Regions from separate parts of the Homo sapiens genome. Here region 1 is linked to region 2. A link is an interaction called in ENCODE POLR2A ChIA-PET data of the cell type or tissue named here. Cell type or tissue: OCI-LY7. All regions are shown on one strand. Links, peaks and the distances in the headings refer to the core of each region. The heading gives the core; the rest is flanking DNA.

Region 1 (4,401 bases), core at 275-4,274, 240 kb after region 2:
AAACACTCTTCCATTAACAAATCCAGTTTTTAAAATAACTGTAACTGAAATTCTGGCCAGTTCTATATAAACATTGCATTCCTTTGAAAAGTTCAATGGTTAAAAGAAATCAAAGTATTAAAAGGAAAAATAAATAAATACCAGCCGAAAGGTTTATAGGGGTAGTTGTCTGTGAAGAAGAAAAGGTAAGTTCTCACTGGAGCAGGAGTTGTGGGGTTGCAGAAAGTGGGTACAGCAAGAGTGGAGGAGTGAGAGGAAGGCTGGTGTGGAAATGGTCTGGCAAAGCATTTTAGAGAAGCGGTGGGGCTCAGGGAAAGCCCAGTGAGGCTGGATTTCAGAGTGGTTGGTAACAAAATTCCAAATTTGTGAAAACATAACTCTGAGTTTTAAATACAGCTGATCCTTAAATGATGCAGGGGTTAGGGGTGCCTACCCCCTGCTCAGTCAAAAATCCATGTGTAACTTTTGACTCACCCAAAACTTAACTACTGATAGCCTTACTGATAACATAAACAGTCAATTAACACATATTTAGTATATTAGATATATTATATACTATATTCTTAAAGTAAGCTAGAACAAAAGAAAATGTTATTTAAAAAATCCTAAGGAAAATCCATTGACAGTACTCTACTATATTTATCTGTATTGTAAGTTAACTGTTTACAAGGTGAATTGTCTTTCTGAAATGGCAACCATAGCTGCAGACCTCAATCCACAGTACGTATCAAGCAATCTAACTTTTTCTTGTAATGTCATGAATTTTCTCTGCTTCTTGAGACACTTCCAGCATCACTAGGGGCACTTTGTATGGATTCCATGGTGTGAGTCAAGGTTTACAGTATTGAACTAAACATAATGAAAGCTATGTGAGAACCATGAGAGATCACATGTACTGTGGTTCCAATGGTCTGCAGGGAGAAACTGCTCACCTGGAGATGACCTGCATCACTTGAGTTAAGCAGATACTCACGACAGTTGAGCTCCCCACAATAGCAACAGGAGGTGGCTATGAAGTTTTTACAGTAGTACAGTATATACCACAGTTCATTTGGTGCATTACGATTTAATACTGCATCTTATATTTGTTTACATTTCTCTTGACTGAATTGTGTCATCTACCGTCTGTAAGTGTGTGCATAAGTTTTTATAAATTTTAACATATTATAATGGACTCATTTTATGGTAATAAATGATAAAATGGACCAATATCGACGTATATTTTATACATTTATGACATACTTAACTTTCTTAATTTTTTCATTATTTTTAAGCTACATGGTTCACATCAAAGTTTTTTCAAATTGTTGGAAATGTAGAACACATTTTCTAATGTATTTATTTTAAAAACCCACATAGAAGTGGACTCATGTAGTTCAAATCTGTGTTGTTGAGGGGTTAACTGTTTATCAAATGATCCCTCCCACCAGCCCACACACTGAGGATACATGCCAAGTCTATCATATCTAAGTCTCATTCTCATTCCAGCTTGTTATATTTGAGCAAGCAGCCAGGTGGTCACAGGTGTTAGGACTGAGTAGAAAAATAATCTGGAGCATGGACCACAGAGGCTGTGCTTTTTATCTAGTGCCTAAAAGAGTCTACTGTCCATATCAGTGGCAATGTATTAAATTACATTACAAATTAGTAAACAAATGAAAAAAAAGTCAAACTGTTTAAGCCAAAACATTCAGCCTTTTGGAAAGATAACAAAAATTCAAACATGTTTCCTTAGGGTCCTACTGTGAGCTAGATTAGAATTTTGTAAATTAAAATTAGAATAATACAGGCACCTCAATTTGTTATGTTTTAACAATGAAAATAAAGAAACTGCTTATTAAATTGTTCTTTAGTGAATGTGAGTTTGTATTGTAACTCTATGACATATTTCCTACTCTATAGAGAGAAGATCATAAACCCATAAATGTCTGTCCTTGAAAGCAGAGAGAGAACATGTGCTTCATGATAGCACCAGGCCAGACTGCATCTGTGAAGAATATAGAAAAGTTTGCAAAGGTGTATCCCTTCATTGGGTATGTAAAACACCTCTACCTGTTAATGTCATTAACTGCAGTTTGGGTCACTCCAAAGCATATTATTTCTAGACAGACAACATACAGTGTCTTTAGAATGTAAACACTGGACAACACAGCAAGACCCTGTCTCTACAAAAAATTAAAAAGTTAGCTGGGTGTGGTAGCATGCACCTGTAGTCCTAGCTACTCAGGAGGCTGAGGCAAGAGGATCTTTTGAGCCCAAGAGTTTGAGGCTGCAATGAGCTATGATCACAACACTGCACTCTAGCCTGGGCAACAGAGTGAGACCCTGTCTGTATATTAAAAAAAGAATATAAAGACTGGATCTAGATAGAATTGGCTTTATGTATTACACATATCAGATAAAAAAACCTTCAAAAGGTACATTTTTATAAAATTATTTTTGTGCTAAACAGTATAAAATGTATCATCTTAACCATTTTTAAGTGTGAAGTTCAGTAGTGTCAGCTATTTTCATATTGTTGTGCAACAGATTTCTAAAAGCTTTTTCATCTTGCAAAACTGAAGCTCTATACCTATTAAACAGCAACTCCCCCTCTCCCCTTTCCCCAGTCCCTAGCAACAATTCTGCTTGTTTCTAAGAGTCTGGTTTCTTTAAAACCACATTTAAGTGGAATCATGTAGTATTTGTCTTTTTGTGACTGTCTTATTTCACTTAGCGTAATGTTCCCAAGATTTGACCTAGAACAAACTGCTGAATGTGCTTATTACAGTATCTGTATGCCTTTTGGTGGGAAAATGTTGAAAAAAAAAAAAAAACAAAAAAAAAAAAGACAGCTGGTAACACTGCAATGCCCAACGCCCAATTCCAAAGCTCCTTAAATATTCCTTGCAGAGTTAATGTTTTGGAGCAGTGCTTCTGGCAGGCCTCTTCTCACTTTTTGTTTTGTTAGGGGGCAGTTGATGGCATACCTAATATATTCAACATCCCCGATCCTCTATAGGGCAAGATTACCTTCTGTAATAATCAGTAATAATGATTCTCTTGATTTGTTCTTTAGTTTTATAACAACTACTAAAAGAGTATACATTTTAAAGATATTTCACATATGAAATAAAATTTGTGTTAACAACAAAAATATATCTCACAATTTGCCCTACTTTACTGTTTCCAACTTTATTATTTTTTTCCTTTTATTTTTTGAGATGGAGTCTTGCTCCGTCACCCAGGTTGGAGTGCGGTGGCATGATCTCGGCTAACTGCAACCTCTGCCTCTCAAGTTTAAGTGATTCTCTTACCTCAGTCTTCCAAAGTAGCTGGAATTACAGGCACATGTCACCATGCCCAGCTAGTTTTTGTATTTTTAGTAGAGATGGGTTTTTGCTGCGTTGGCCAGGCTGGTCTCAAACTCCTGACCTCAGGTGATCTGCCTGCCTCAGCCTCCCAAAGTGCTGGAATTACAGGCATGAGCCACCGCACCTGGCCTGTTTTCAACTTTAAATACAAATGAAAACGCTAAGAGGTCACAAAGACTGACATGATTGAAGTAACTCAGGTTTTGCTTCTTCATCTATAAGGCTGTGCCATCATTGCTGATGTCAAATCTACCATCTCAATGCAGGAATGTGTTTATCACTTGAGCCGGATTCAGGCACACACTGTGCCAGACAGCTGGAACAATTCTCAAGTATAAGCGGTAAACAGATGTACTAATTGACAGATTACATGTATATTCTTAAAACTCACCAGTAATCACTGCTATTGTATAGAGTGCAGACCAATAATTTTGTTTTTAGGTAGGAGTGTTTTATTATTGACTTTTTTTTTTTTTTTTTTTTTTTTTTTAGACAGAGTCTTGCTCTGTCGCCCAGGCTGGAGTGCAGTGGTGCATTGTTGGCTCAGTGCAACCTCCGCCTCCCTAGTTCAAGTGATTCTCTTGCCTCAGCCTCCCAAGTAGCTGGGATTACAGGCATGTGCCACCACATCTGGCTAATTTTTGTACTTTTAGTAGAGACAGGATTTCGCCATGTTGGCCAGGCTGGTTTCAAACTCCTGACCTCAGGTGGTCCGCCTGCCTTGGCCTCCCAAAGTGCTGGGATTACAGGTGTGAGCCAACGTGCCTGGCCTTACCATTGACATTTTTTATAATTGCCAGGGAGTAGTGACAATAAAAAGTAGGTCAACTTTCCATTGGTTTTGTTACTTTATAAATTTTTTTTCGATGTTCCCTCTTGCCTGCACCACGGGCAGGCTTACCTTGTTCTTGGCACTCCACCCTCTTGAATGTCTTACATTTTGCCACTTTAGTGGCAAAATGACTCCTCCCACCTCATCAGAGCTGCCACGGCCAGAACTCACTTTCACAGAGGGCCTTGAATTTAGAATGTGGACATGCCATTTATA
Region 2 (4,401 bases), core at 160-4,159:
TGGTGGTGGGTTTATGAATGTACACGTGCAAAAATTCAATGAGCCTTACAGCTAAGATCTCTGTAATTTTTTTTTTGGATACAAGTATATCTTGGTTAAAAGTTTCAGAGTTGGGGGAAAGGTGTGTGCTTCTGAAATGTTGACAAAATTGCTTTCCGTTGAGATTGCAATAATTTATATTTGAACCAGCAAAGTGTAAGTGTGCCTGTTCATTTAACCTCTTAAAAACTGAGAGTTATTGGCGGGGCATGGTGGCTCACGCTTGTAATCCCAGCACTTTGGGAGGCCAAGACAGGCGGATCACGAGGTCAGGAGATCGAGCCCATCCTGGCTAACACAGTGAAACTCCATCTCCACTAAAAATACAAAAAATTAGCCGGCCATGGTGGCAGGCACCTGTAGTTCCAGCTACTTGGGAGGCTGAGGCAGGAGAATGGCGTGAACCCGGGAGGCAGATCTTGCAGTGAGCCAAGATTGTGCCACTGTACTCCAGCCTGAGGGACAGAGCGAGACTCTGTCTCAAAAAAAAACCAAAAACCAAAAAACAAAAAAACCTGAGTGTTATCATATGTTTTAATTTTTTGCCAAGCTGATGAGTGGGAAACTTTGTCAGAGTAGTTTCAATTAACATTTTTATTAAAAATGAGGTTGAAAATATCGTCGTATGCTTACAATCTATTTGCATTTCCTTTTTGTGTGAATTGTCTGTCCATATTCTTCACCTATTTTTTATAGGGTCTTTGATTAATTTCTTATTGATGGAAGAAGTCCTTTATATGTTAGGGAAATGAGCCTTTTGGAATATGAGTTGCAAGTATACGTTTCAAATGGTACTTTTTGCAGTGCAGATTTATTTGTTTACATTTCAAGTATTTAAGTTTACCAGTCTTTTATGGCTTCTGGATCTTGGGCCATAGTTAGAAAGGCTTTCTCTGAGATTATAAAGAAGTAACCTTTTTACTAGGCCTTTCACTACTTTTAGAATTTCATTCTTATATTTAAATCTTTGGTGCATTTTGAACTTATCTTGGTGTAAAGAATGAGGTATAGATTAACTTTTTTTCCCCCAGGTATCTATCCAGTTGAAATAATTCCAGGTAATGAGTAATCCTTTCTTTCCCCTACTGATTTGAGATTCAGGCTTTGCTGCATTCTACATTTCTGAATGTATTTGGGTTTATTTTACAGACTGTCCATTATTTTCTACTTAATAGTCTTGTTATTCATGTACCAGTACCACAATGCTGTGTTACTAAGACTTCATAATATGTTTTAATATCAACAGGGATAGTCACCACTCATTGTGGTCTTTTCTCAAACGTAGTTGGCTCTTCTAGCTTATATATTTTAATATATAATTTTAGGATCTGCTTATATAGATAGAAAATATTGATATTTTATTGGGATTATGTTAAATTGATAAATTAAAGAGAATGTCAACCTTATGATGTTGAGTCTAAATATCCATGATCATAGTTTACTTTTTGTAGTCCTTTGTGTCCTTTTGTGGTGTATTAAAAGCTTCTTCACATAGCTCTTATTCATTTCTTGTTACACGTATTTACCTTTTTTATTGTATTATATATCCTTTTAAAATTATATTTGCTAATTGATGATTGTATACTAGAAAGCCATAAGTTTCTGTATGTTAATATTTTGCCATGTTACTAAATTCACAAATAGCTTATACTAATTTTCAGTGGTTTCTCTTGAGGTTTCTAGGGATACTATTTTATCATTTGCAAGTAGTGATAATTCTCCTCTTCATTTATAGCTTTTATACCTCTGGTATATCTTTCTTTTTTTAATTGCATTGGCAGGTCCTACAGGAAAATGTTAAATCATAGCAACCTCTTGTTCCTAACTTTGATGGCAATGCATCAGGTATTTACCTTTTACATATTTTGGGTTGAGAAATATTTTCCCCCCAGCATTTTATTATTAAACTTTCAAACATACTGCAAAGTTTAAATCATTTAGCAGTGAACACCACCTAGATTAATGGTATTAACAGCTTGCTGTACTTCTCAAAGCTGAGTGTCCTATTTGTTTGAGGTAGAGAAGAGGCTCGAACAGATAATTCTTTGGGAACATTCTGGGTAGCGGACATAAAACCTGGCACATGGCAAGTCAACAGATGATGCTCAGATATGCAAATACTGAAAGTGAGGCCCCAGGCAGCTAGTTCCCTTTCCAAGGTGTCACGAGGTGTCAGAAGTAGGGAAGAGCCCAGATTTAGGACATAAGGTGGGTAGGGTGATTCTCAGATGAGAGGAGGCAAAGGATGAAGGCCTCCCCCAGTCCCCAGTGTTCTGAACTCCACAGGACCCAGGGAGTGGGTGAGTGGCCTTCCAGGACACCATTCTTTCCTGACAGCTGGCGGGAATTTCCTTTCTCTTTCTTTCTGTCTACTACTCCTTCCCTGCTGGCTCCTCCTGGCAGAGCCCCAGACAAAGAAAGAGAAGTGGCCTGAGCAGGTGCTTCCCTCCTCCCCTGAATGAGCTCTTCCTGGAGAGCGAGGGTGGAGAAAGCAGGGCGGCTGTGGGCACTGGGGGTTGGGGTGTTGTGTTGGGGGATGGGCAGGGAAGGGGCCAAGGGAGTTTTGTGCCTCTCTAAGCCCATGTGCTGGACAGGGCCTTGATGTTGTCCTTTCTTATCTACACTATTGCAATCACTGCACTGAGTCCCCAAAAATGATAAAAATACACGGTTTTGTAGTCAGGCAGATTTGGGTTCAGCGAGATCAGCGTGTTCAGGGTGGTATGGCCGTAGACCAGCCAAATCTAGGCATTGCCAGAAACCTGCCGCATGCCCTTGGGTGAGATTTGGCTCTGGGCTCCTTCCTGGGCAGTGAGAGGATCTGTGGCTCAGCTGCAGCACAGGTGAGGAGCAAAGAAGACCCTCGACAAACAGGCCCTAGGCTTCCCTCTCCCCAGGCTCCCCGCTCCTGATCTCCCTTCACTCTCATGCTCCCCCACCCCTACTCTAAAAACCCCTAAGGCCTCCCTTTCTGGATGAAGTCCTGCCCCACCCTGGCTCCATGGCTTGGCCCACTCTGCCCCTTCCTGACTCACCTGCCCTCACCAGACCTTGAGCCAGCCCCGGTCTCTTCTACCTGCCTGCCCTTCTTCATGCTCCTCTCTGCACAGCTCAGGGCACCGCCTCCAGGAAGCCACCTGGAGCCATCCTGCTTCTTCCTCTGCTTTGCCAACAGACTCTCCGCTTCCTGCCATGTCCTTGCCATGTTTGAGGCAGGGGTATCGTGGTCTGTTTTCACACCTGTTCCTGCTTCTAGGCGATGGGCTCCTTGAGGCTGGGAAACACACCCATTCGTTTTTCCATTCCCAACAGCCAGAGTTCAGCCCAAATACTGGACAGGGATCTTTTCGGACAGAGAAATCTTTTGAGGCCCAGGGTGCAGATGAGTCTTGGCCAAAGCCCCACATCTGCCTGATGGCAAAGCTTTGGATTTAAAACCCTGCGTGAGGAGTGGGACGGGTGAGGCCCTGTGGATAAGCCAGGTTTGCACTGGGCCTCTCTATTCACTACCTCCCCCTTCTCAGCCTCAGTTTCCCCATCTGTGAGATGGGAGAGTGCACTGAAGATGGGCGGGGGGATGTGGAGGAATGCTGAAAGAGCTAGTTCTATGTTTTAGTGGAGGGAGTTGCTGGAAAGGAAAGAGACTTCAGACCAGTTACTTCCATCTCTGGAAATAGAATATGGGGCAGTGAAGACCATGGGCTTCGGGACCTGTAGTCCTGACCCAGCCATTTGCTAGATGAGTTATTACTCCCGAAAGCCTTGGATTTCTTATTTGTAAACGAGAGATAATAAATCCCACCTGGCAGGGTTGTCATGATGACAGTAATCACCCACACCTGTTGAACACGTACAACGGGCCAGGGACTGTTCTAAGCTCTTGAGACGCCTGGTGCCACTGAATACTCAGCAACCTTGCAGATGAGGAAACAGGTATAGCTTATACAAAGTCGCACAGCTGGGAAGTGCTGGAACTGGAATAAAATAGAGTGATGCTGGCTAAGAGTTTAGCACCATGCCTGACACACAGTGAGCCTCGGTCAGCGAGAGGGCCTAGGTCATCTGCCCCACAACGTGTTCACACTTGCAACCTGCAGGCATGGCCCAGGGCTGGGGAGGGGGGCGCTACAGGGGATCCAAGAACCTTCTGGATCATGCAGACAACACAGACAAGGTCCCTGTTCTCAGGAGTTGTGTGAGCCAGTCAGGAGACAAACAATGAACAAGGGCGCAAACAGTCGTTAAGATTACATCAGACAGTGATGGGTGCTGTGAAGAAATCCAACACAGTGATGCCGTAGAGACTTGTGATGGATATGTTAGGTAAGACAGTCCGAAGGACCTCTCTGCAAACTTGAATGG

Evidence for each region. ChIA-PET counts read pairs that join two places held together with the same protein. Peaks named below come from ENCODE experiments on the same cell type or tissue, not always from the same donor. Only the 100,000 strongest peaks of a DNase experiment are listed, where the experiment ranks them.
Region 1: POLR2A ChIA-PET joins it to region 2 with 9 read pairs; 3 of 35 experiments call an interaction of 5 or more read pairs at or near these places.

What each region holds. Positions count from the first base shown.
Region 1 is chr15:68,908,307-68,912,707 of GRCh38, forward strand. No RefSeq gene overlaps it. Among named protein-coding and RNA genes, the nearest start is that of SPESP1, 20 kb to the right of the region's middle. In OCI-LY7, for the core only: no CTCF peak of the experiment used is centred there; no DNase peak of the experiment used is centred there.
Region 2 is chr15:68,664,126-68,668,526 of GRCh38, forward strand. The region is part of intron 2 of CORO2B (coronin 2B); the gene reads left to right. LOC124903514 (a long non-coding RNA gene) reads left to right here. Exons shown (of 2, transcript XR_007064691.1): 2 at 1-1,533. Among named protein-coding and RNA genes, the nearest start is that of CORO2B, 87 kb to the left of the region's middle. RefSeq lists a silencer at 2,305-2,599. In OCI-LY7, for the core only: no CTCF peak of the experiment used is centred there; a DNase peak (open chromatin) is centred at 2,506; H3K4me3 peaks cover 678 bases; H3K27ac peaks cover 908 bases.